Linked DNA regions of Homo sapiens: region 1 is linked to region 2. A link is a loop called in an ENCODE intact Hi-C map of the cell type or tissue named here. Cell type or tissue: psoas muscle. All regions are shown on one strand. Each heading gives the region's core, and the rest is flanking DNA. Links, peaks and the distances in the headings are about the cores only. Region 1 has its middle 14 kb from the start of GATA6-AS1. Region 2 holds the start of LOC105372017 (a long non-coding RNA gene).

Region 1 (5,380 bases), core at 203-5,202, 60 kb after region 2:
TTGATTTACACTACAGCTTTTAATTCTTCATTTCAAACTAGTTATAAATTAGCAGTAACTTCCAATGTTTATAGTTTGCTTCTCTGTTCTCTATTGACTCTCCTTTAAGACTATAATTTTTTTTTTTTTTTTTTTGAGATGGGGTCTTGCTCTGTCACCCAGGCTGGAGTGCAATGGTGGGATCTCGGCTCAATGAAACCCCTGCCTCCCGGGTTCAAACGATTCTCATGCCTCAGTCTCCAGAGTAGCTGGGATTACAAGCATGCACCTCCCTGCCTGGCTAATTTTTTTTTGTATTTTTAGTAGAAACGAGGTTTCACCATGTTGCCCAAGTTGGTCTTGAATTCCTGACCTCAGGTGATCCGTCCGCCTTGGCCTCCCAAACTGCTGGGATTACAGGTGTGAGCCACTGTGCCAGGGCAAGCCTATAATGATTTTTAAATAAATAAGTTCATAGTTAATGCACTGGGAAGTATAGTTTTTACTTTCAGCTCTTTAAATTAATCACCTATATATTTTTATATATTTGTAGCAGAGGCTGCTCTCTGCCCTCTAATATTTGCTCTCCTTTTTATTTTATTTTTTGGGATGGAGTCTCGCTCTGTCACAGACCTGAGTACTGTGGCATGATGTCAGCTCAGTGCAACCTCTGCCTCCTGGGTTGAAGCGATTCTTCTGCCTCAGCCTCCTGAGTAGCTGGGATTCAAGGTGCCCACCACCACGCCCAGCTAATTTTTGTATTTTTAGTAGAGACAGGGTTTCACCATGTTGACCATGGCTGGTCTCGATCTCCTGACCTTGTGATTCACCCGCCTCGGCCTCTCAAAGTGCTGGGATTACAGGCATAAGCCACCATGCCCGGCCCCTCCTTTTTATACAGGAAAAGATGTTTTAGCTCTATCAGTTGTTGCCCAGCTAAAAACTACATTTCTCAGATTTTTTTGCAATTAAGGGGGGCTAAGAGACCAGGTTCTAGACAGTGGGATGTGAGATAGAATTGTAACTTCTGGGCCAGGTGCGGTGGCTCACGACTGCAATCCCAGCACTTTGGGAGGCCGAGGCCAGTGGATCACTTGAAGCCAGGAGTTCGATATCAGCCTGGCCAACATGAAGAAACCTGTCTCTACTAAAAATACAAAAATTAGCTGCGCATGGTGGCATGCACCTGTAATCCCAGCTACTCCAGAGGCTGAGGCACGAGAATCACTTGAAACTGGGAAGCGGAGATTGCAGTGAGCTGAAATCATACCACTGCACTCTAGCCTGGGTGACGGAGTGAGACTCTTGCCTCCAAAAAAATAAATAAATAAATAAATAACTTCTGGGTCATTCTCTTAAAAGCAAAGAAACATGCTTTTCCTCTAACCTTTGCTCAAACTACTGGCTAGAATTTAGACGTGATGGCAGGCACTGGATCAGCCACAATGAGACAGAAGCCACATATTGCACAAAGTTGCAGTAGAGGGTGTCAGTCTGTGACATCATAGAGCTTTAGAAAAAGATCACTTAGTCTCAGACTGTTCCATGAAAGATAAATAACTTTAACTTGTTTAAGTCACTGTAATTTTGGTATTTATCTTTGCAGCCAAAACATATACTTATAAATATGTACACTTATAAGGGTATATCTAATATATATGTGTGTGGGCTATGAGAATACTGAAACAAAACCCAGTGCGGGTATTATCCAGCTTAAGAAATAAAACATTATCAATATCGGCTAGGCATGGTGGCTCACGCCTACAATCCTAGCACTTTGAGAGGCCACGGCAGGCAGATGGCTTGAGCTCGGGAGTTCAAGACCAGCCTGGGCAACATAGCAAGACCCCTTCTCTATTTCAGAAACTTTTAAAATAATAATAATAATTTTAAAAAGACATTATCAATATCTCCGAAGCCCTTGTGTTAACCTCTTTGGTCATTTCCCCCTTGCTATCTCCACAGCCAGCAGCAATCAATACTATGAAGGTTTTTGCAAATAGGTAGCTCAGATTTCTGATAGGCAGCACCTGGCACCGGGCCCTGTGCACATCAGCATTTAGCAAGGGTTAGTTCTGATGGAGATGGTAATATTACTGTGGTCTCTTGAGGTTTCAGGCTGCCCTTCAGTCCAGGGCTCAGAACCTCCCAGGCTCCCCAGGAGATACTCTTGCTGCTCCTGCACAGAATCCCTGGTGCCTTGCATTCCATTGCTGGGTGCCTCCTCCTGGATCTCTGCTGGCCAGAGTTTCCTTCACCCACACAGTGGATGGTATGTCTGCCTTCACCAATGGCACTCCCCGCTGGCTCCCTGGGCAAAGCAAAAAATGAGAAACTGTATCATCCATTGTTGACAGTCTCTTCCTTGGAGTAACTGCATAGGAGAGTTTAAAATATCTATATATCCACAGATCCACAAAATTATCTACATATATCTATAGTCAGCTATTAGCTTACCAAGTTGTTAAGACGTAGAACATGATCAGTCAGTGTCTACTGAGTGAATTCATGGTCCTATGATTGAGATTGAGGGAAGCTTTGAAGATTACTAATGTTAATAAGAGTTAATATTGGACTAGCACATGCCTCGTACCAGGCATTGTGCTGAGAGCTTTTGCGTTTTGTCTTCCTAACTCTATAAGGTAGGTACACATTTTACAGGGGAGGCACAGAGAGGCTAAGAAAATTCCCCAAGGTCACTCAGCTCGTTAAATGACAGAGATTAACTTCAAATACAAGCAACCTGGTTCTAGAGTCCAGGTACTGTCATATCTTTTATGCCTAAGACTTTCAAAGTCATGCTATGGATTCTTCTTTTTCATCCAATCCATCTGTTAAATCTAGGATTTTCCTTGCAGCAATGAGAGGCTTTAGAGACCAATCTCTCAAAATAGGGACTAGGACAAGATCAATTTCCTCTTCTTGCCACTACTCAGAGAGCAGCTAGTATTAAAATTATTTACTGCAAGGACAACTTAAAATAATCTCTTTATAAATGTGATTCCCGGCCCCCAACATACTGGCCTTGTTCCAGAAAGTCCAACTCACAAGTCTGACTCTCAATTCAAAAGAGCCCCATTCATGCACTCTCTGACAAATTTATCAGCAATTTTGTAAAAACAAAAAATAATACCTAAGTGTATATATATACATTCGTATGCACACATACATTTATATATATGTATACACATACGTACATGCATGCAATTGATTGTTATTATTAATGATAGCTATGTGCTATAAAGTTACCACAAACACTCAATTGGTGGGTACTGAGCCATTGCCCCCAGGGGAAATAAAGGGTTAAGTTTCTATGAGCCTCTGGTCACAATGTTTTCATCAACCTTGTTTTATGTGTGTTTCTGTTTAAAGACACCTTATTTCATATGTAGTGTTGATTCATTAACATTGAATTCACAGCCAATAGCACCGTAACTCATGCCTGAATGAAGCTTCTCTAACACATATATTTTCTGGGTAAGGCACATTATAGCTTTCTTGCACTTAGGAACACTAGACAGCACTTTCATACTATGCTCAGAGGCCATTTCAAATGGCAAAATCACCAACAAAAGGCACAAAAATGTGAAAAACGTGGCACTACAGAGACTTTGAAAGGACACTTGTTTACAGTATGAGCGCTGAAACAAGGCAGAACATAGTCCTGTTCAACCTCAGCTGGGAACAAGCATGTTGAACAACTCAGATTTTTTACTGCTCTGTACATATCTGAGAATGACCAGGAAAGCACCATGAGTATTGATTTAGGGATTACCAATAAACATTATTGAGTATGCAAATTTGCAAATATCAAATCTGCCAATAATGAGGATCACATCTATTTAGTCTCTCTGCCCTTTTTAAATAATCTATGATAGACTGGGCATGGTGGCTCATGCCTATAATCCCAGCACTTCAGGAGGGCGAGGTGGGCAGATCACGAGGTCAGGAGTTCGAGACCAGCCTGGCCAATATGGTGAAACCTCGTCTCTACTAAAAATGCTAAAATTAGCTGGGCGTGGTGGCACACGCCTGTAGTCCCAGCTACTCGGGAGGCTGAGGCAGAAGAATCGCTTGAACCCAGGAGGCGGAGGTTGCAGTGAGCCAAGATTGCGCCACTGCACTCCAGCCTGGGCGACAGAGGGAGACTTCGTCTCAATAATAGTAACAATAATAATAATTTATGATAACCAAAATGTGGGATCAGCATTAGACAGTGATTCCATGATGTCAAACCTTCTGATTTAAAAGTGAAAACAGGCCGGGTACAGTGGTCATGCCTGTAATTCCAGCACTTTGGGAGGCTGAGGCGGATGGATCACTTGAAGTCAGGAGTTCGAGACCAGCCTGGCCAACATGGTGAAACCCCATCCCTACTAAAAATACAAAAATTAGCAGGGCCTGGTGACAGGCGCCTGTAATCCCAGATACTCGGGAGGCTGAGGCAGAAGAATCACTTGAACCTGGGAGGCAGAGGTTGCAGAGCTGAGATCGCACCACTGCACTCCATCCTGGGTGACAGAAGAGACTCTATCTTAAAAATAATAATAAAACATAAAAGTGAAACATTTTATCTGCCTTCCAATGTGCTGTCTACACAATGACAAATGTGCCAATAATTTCAAATATGGAAATGTTCCTCTGCATACCTAGGAACAGTACTAATAGCAGCTAACATCTCCCCAGTGCTTTCTGTGAGCCAAGCTCTCCATGTGGATTGTCTCAATGTAATTCCCATAACAGCACTGCAAGGTGGGCACTGTTACTATCTGAGGGTGAAATGAAGAAAGTGAGACCTGAAGAGTTCAGAGGCTTAACCACAGAGCTGGTCACTCCAGTTCTCCAGCCCACGTGACCGCCTGACCAGCCCGAGAGGACCATCTCTTCATTATTCTATCTCTTCACTTTATGGGTGAGGGAACAGAAGCGGGGAACTAGCCAAGTGCTGAAAACCAGTCATACAATTGGGGTAAGACTCAGACATTCCACTCATCATTGCTGCGCCATTTGCTCCCTGAGTCTGTGAGATCTAAGGAGGGCCGATTACGTCTCGTTCATCTTTTTATTCCCCTCGACGCAGTGTCCAGCACACAGAAATCAGTAAATGCTGGTTGAACAAGTTGTTGCTCAAGGTTTTAGATAATTCTCCAAGCCCAAAGCATACATTCCAGCATTATCCATAGCATACCATTCCACACTAAAGACAATGATCTCTTTAGATGGCTTTTTACATTTCAACTTTTTTTTCTCTCACATCCTCCTAAATAGAATTCTAAGTCAGAAAGTTTGAACATCAGTTTTTGGGAGGATTCCATATTGAATAGAGTTGATGATCAAATGATATCTTTGGAGTCATTTTCTGATCCAATTATCCAAATATAAACAAATCCTTACTGTAGCC
Region 2 (5,380 bases), core at 206-5,205:
TTTTTGAGACAGAGCCTCGCTCTGTTGCCCAGGCTGGAGTGCAGTGGCACGATCTCGGCTCAGTGCAACCTCTGCCTCCCGGGTTCAAGCGATTTCCGGCTAATTTTTGTATTTTTAGTAGAGACAGGGTTTCACCATGTTGGCCAGGCTGGTCTTGAACTCCTGACCTGAAGTGATCCACCCGCCTCGGCCTCCCAAAGTACTAGGATTACAGGCGTGAGCCACAACGCGCAGCCCGCTCTTTTTCATTCTCTCTTCTCTCAACACAAATGTCAGCAATCAGTTCTAAAAGCTGCTTGGGCTTGACAGGTAAGGAAGCATCCAGTGCAGGGAAAAGGCCCCGAGTAAGGCAAAAAACAAACTCACCTTCCACTCTGGAAAAGAAGAGCAGGAACCCGAGACCCCCAGCCCTTGGTTAAAATCAGCCCTGCTGGAAACAGCTTTGTTGAGTCCATGAGAAGGTGGAGCTGAGACAAGTGGCTGCGTGAGCCCAGCTGCTGTGGAGGAATCCGCTCAGAGGAGATGGGGCTGAGATCATGCATGCCACCAAGTGCCAGCTGCAGGTATTTGGGGAGTATCAATTAAAATAGCATGTAGAGGCCAGGCACGGTGGCTTATGTCTGTAATCTCAGCATTTTGGGAGGCTAAGGTGGGAGGGTCCCTTGAGTCCAGGAGTTTGAGACCAGCCTGGGCTACATAGCAAGATCCCGTCTCTACAAAAAAATTAAAAATTAGCTGGGCATCATGGTGCACATCTGTAGTCCCAGCTACTTGGGAGGCTGAGATGGGAGGATGGTTTGCGGCAGGCAGGTCAAGGCTGCAGTGAGCCTTAATCACATCACTGCACTCCAGCCTGGATGACAGAACAAGACACTGTTTAACAAAGTAATAATAATAAAACAAAGAGGGGCACACGTACTCAGGACCTCCTGAGGCTATGTCATAGGCAAAAAAGTAAATAGATAAAAAGAAAAAAGAATGTAGATGGTAGTAAAGTAACCTCCAGCCAGCCATAATTGAAGGAAAGAATAAGTTAGAGAACCCATCTTCTTTGAAATGCAAAGCAGTTTAAAGGAACTGGTTAATGGTGATTAACAGCCATTGAGGGTTTGAATGAAACCCAGAGAAATGACAGAGTGAGTACTTTCTGCTCCAGCACAAATGATGTTGTAAAAAGGATGGTCAGACCCTCCCTTGGGCTTACCGCTGCTGGAGGGCAGATGTGGGTCAGTCTCACCTCCTGAGCAACATAGCCACCTCCTCTGCTGTCTTCTCCTCTTTATTTATTCATTCATTCAAATCAGAGATGGGGTCTCTCTCTGATGCCCAGACTAGCCTTGAACTCCTGGGCTCAAACAGTCCTCCTGCCTTAGCCTCCTTGGGATTATAGACGTGAGCCACCACACTCGGCTTGCATTTTTTTTGTTTGTTTTGTTGTGGTGGTGGTGGTGGTTTTTTTGTTTGTTGTTGTTGTTTGTTTGTTTTGTTTTGAGACAGAGTCTCGCTCTGTTGCCAAGGTTGGAGTGCAATGGCGCGATCTCGGCTCACGGCAACCTCCGCCTCCTGGGTTCAAGCAATTCTCCTGCCTCAGCTTCCCGAGTAGCTGGGATTACAGGAGCCTGCCACCACGCCTGGCTAGCTTTTTGTATTTTTAGTAGAGACAGGGTTTCACCATGCTGGCCAGGCTGGTCTCGAACTTTCAACCTCAGGCAATCCGCCAGCCTCTGCCTCCCAAAGTGTTGGGATTACAGGCAAGAGCCACCACGACCGGTCTGCTTTTTTTTTAATTAAAAAATATTTAATTGACAAATAAAGATTGACTAATTCAAGATGTACCACATGATGATTTGATGTACGTATACGTGGTATGATCATGGCCACAATCAAATCAGTGTCTCCGCCAGCACCCACGCTGCCGCACGCTGTCTTCCGCAGCTGGAAGAGCTTTTCTCAGCTACCAATAGAGGCCTATTTTGGTTACTTATTTAGAAGTTACCATTATTTCTATCATTAGTGGTATTCTAAGTCTTTTGAAATCAAGTAGCATTTCAATTAATTTTTTTTCAAGATCCAAGATTTGAGTCCTTGGAGAGACAGTGACAGGGATTAAAACTCCAGATTAACTCACTCAAAGATGTTGACTTCAACCCTAGTAAATTCATCTCCACTCTGACTCCTCCCAAAGTTGTTCTCAACCGAAGCTTCTATTTTTAATAACTTTCATTGGTAAGATACTTGAGGGGAAAAAAAAACACAATATTTCCTGTAATGATTCATCACTTCTTCCTGAAAGGGAAGCACTGTTGATTCCTAGAGTACAGGACTGTCTGTTTTAAAAGCAAAGCACTTCACAGCCTAACCCCGTTCTGTTGGATGGGACACACTCAGATGGTAATCACATCCATCTGATGTGATTAAAAAAAAAAAAAAGCAATAAGTTTCTTGACATCGCTGGAAGAGAGCCTCTTGCCTCAAACTTCCTAGTGGCATTACAGTGCTCCAGGACTCCACACACAGTCCAAGGGAAGAGAACAAAAAATACCTCATTTTTATTTCAAGTTTACTCTATTAAGCCGTATGCTTGGCAGTTCACATACATGTCATTTAACAACTCTGGGAGATATCCCATTACTCCAATTCTACAGATAAATAAACTGAGTCTCAGAGAAATTAAGAATTATGACCACGGTTGCACAGCTGACAAGTAGAAAATTCAGGATTTAAGTCCAGGTCTGTATTATTGCAAAGCCTTGGTTCTTTCCAATATACTCTGGAGTCCTCTAAACTACAAGATAGTTAATGGAGAGGGTGGGTCTACCTATCATCACCCAGGAGCTTCTGTAGTGCAAATGTCTTTTTAATGATATATAAATTTTTAAAATATGTTTTAATCCAAAAAAACATGTATTGAGCGCTCACTAGATGAATGACATCGCAGTGATTAAAAGAAAAAAAAGCATCTAGTCAGTAAACACATGATGTCAATTTCTTTTCTTTTCTTTTTTTTTTTTTTTTTTTTTTTTGAGATGGAGTCTCACTCTGTCTCCCAGGCTGGAGTGCAGTGGCGCAATCTCAGCTCACTGCAACCTCCGCCTCCTGGGTTCATGTGATTCTCCTGCCTTGTCCTCCCCCGTAGCTGGAACTACAGGCATGTGCTACCACGCCCAGCTAATTTTTGTATTTTAGTAGAGATGGGGTTTCACCATGTTGGCCAGGCTGGTCTCGAACTCCTGACCTCCGGTGATCCACCTGCCTCAGCTTCCCAAAGTGCTGGGATTACAGGTGTGAACCACCACGCTCAGCATTGTTAATTTTTTAAAGTTAATGTTGTTTGAAACCATAGAGCCATTTCCAAAAAAGTGAAGCAATCACAAGCTGTAAATTCCTAACAAGTCTCTGCAAAGCTAGTGGTAAAACAAAAGGAGCTGAGAAGCTGTTTAAAAGCAAGAAGGGAACTTCAGGTACATCAAGTCCAAATGTCCCTATTTATAGACAGTAAACTGAGGCCCAGAAGAGCCCATGACTTGCCCAGGGTCATACAGTTCAACCATGACAGAGCTGAGCCCAGAGCCAAGCCGGTGGGAGTGGTCAGCTCCAGGACTTCAGCAGAGGCACCTTCTACATAACTTCCCCAAGAACCCTCAGAGAGGCCTCCAGCAATAACATAGAATTCCGATCCTGAGGGAGTTCTAACAGAGATCCCTATGGCCCCCGGCAAGCTTCATCATCACAATGTCCTCTTCAGTTAAGCTCTCTAACTTTGGACTGAGGCCCAGTTGCTAAGGATCAGTGGCCAAGCGTGTGGAGAGCGATAGTTAATTTTATGTGTCAGCCTAGCTAGGCTCTGGTGCCTAGTTGCTTGATCAAACACCACAGCTTGGTGCAGTGGCTCAAGCCTGTAATCCCAGCACTTTGGGAGGCTGAGGTGGGAGAATGGCTTGAAGAATTAGATACCAGTCTGGGCAACCTAACAAGACTGAGTCTCAAAACAAAACAAATTAGGCCGGATGTGGTGGCTCATGCCTGTAATCCCAGCACTTTGGGACACTGAGGTGGGCAGATCACTTCAGGCCAGGAGTCCGAGACCAGTCTGATCAACATGGTGAAACCCTGTCTCTACTAAAAATTAAAAAAAAAATTAGCCAGGCATGCTAGTGCACACCTGTAGTCCCAGCTACTTGGGAGGCTGAGGCAGGGGAATCACTTGAATCTGGGAGGCAGAGGTTGCAGTGAGCCGAGATCCCACCACTGCACTCCAGCCTGGGTGACAGAGCAAGACTCTGTCTCAACAACAACAAAAAAAAAATTAGCTGAGCATGGCAGCACAGGCCTGTACTTAAGAGCTACTTAAGAGGCTGAAGCAGAAGATCCCTGAGCCCAGGAATTGAAGCTACATTGAATTACGATGGTACCACTGTACTCCGGCCTGGGCAACAGAGCAAGACCTCCACTTTAAACAAAAAAAAAATCAAACACCAGTCTGGATGTCACTGTGAAGGTATTTTTTAGATGGGACTAACACTGAAATCAGTGGACTTGAAGCAGATTGTCCTCCATCATGTATGTGGGCCTCACCCAATCAGTAGAAGGTCCTAAAAGAGTAAAGATTGAAGTTTCCCCCAGAAGAAATTCTTTTCCCTGCCTGGCCAACATGGTGAAACCGCATGCAAAAATCACCCAGGCATGGTGGCAGGTACCTGTAATCCCAGCTACTCGGGAGGCTGAGGCAGGAGGATCACTTGAACCCAGGAGGTGGAGGTTACAGTGAGCCGAGATCAAGCCACTGCACTCCAACCTGGGTGACAGAGTGAGACTCAGTCTCAAAAAAAAAGGGAATTATTTTCAAGACTGCATCATAAAAACCCTGCCTGCATTTCCAGACTCCTGCCCTGTGGAATTCAGACTCAAGACCAACATCAGTTCTCACCTGAGTCACCAGCTTACTGGCCTGCTCTACAGATTTCAGACTTGCCAGCCCTCACAATCACATGAGCCAATTTCTTAAAACAAATCTCTCTCTGTCTCTCTGTCTCTCTCTCTCTGTCTGTCTGTCTCTGTCTCTGTCTCTCTCTCTCTCTCTCTCTCTCTCTCTCTCTATATATGTATATATATATATATATATATATATTCAAGGATATATATAAAATCAAAAATCCAATATATGGATTATATATGTATATATCCTATTGGTTCTGTTTCCCTGGAGAACCCTAACACATGGAGCATGAATGAATGGTGTGACTCTAGGCTGAAAATGGGAAGTGGAAAGCAGATAAATTAGTGAGTGCCCATCTTGTGAAAGGCACTATGCTAGCATCATGTTCCAGGGTACAAACTCTGCCCCTACCCTCAAAAAGCAGAAGTTGAATAAGGCTTCAAG

What was found. Hi-C counts contacts between places; a loop is a spot of excess contacts. Peaks named below come from ENCODE experiments on the same cell type or tissue, not always from the same donor. Only the 100,000 strongest peaks of a DNase experiment are listed, where the experiment ranks them.
Region 1: it touches region 2 in a loop (5-fold over the local background); 5 of 110 quality-filtered maps call a loop at or near these places.

Annotation. Positions count from the first base shown.
Region 1 is chr18:22,151,846-22,157,225 of GRCh38, reverse strand. No RefSeq gene overlaps it. Among named protein-coding and RNA genes, the nearest start is that of GATA6-AS1, 14 kb to the left of the region's middle. In psoas muscle, for the core only: no CTCF peak of the experiment used is centred there; no DNase peak of the experiment used is centred there; H3K27me3 peaks cover 4,137 bases.
Region 2 is chr18:22,211,856-22,217,235 of GRCh38, reverse strand. It overlaps LOC105372017 (a long non-coding RNA gene), which reads right to left and starts at 1,337. Exons shown (of 3, transcript XR_935279.3): 1 at 1,205-1,337; 2 at 367-557. RefSeq lists an enhancer at 753-1,402. In psoas muscle, for the core only: no CTCF peak of the experiment used is centred there; no DNase peak of the experiment used is centred there.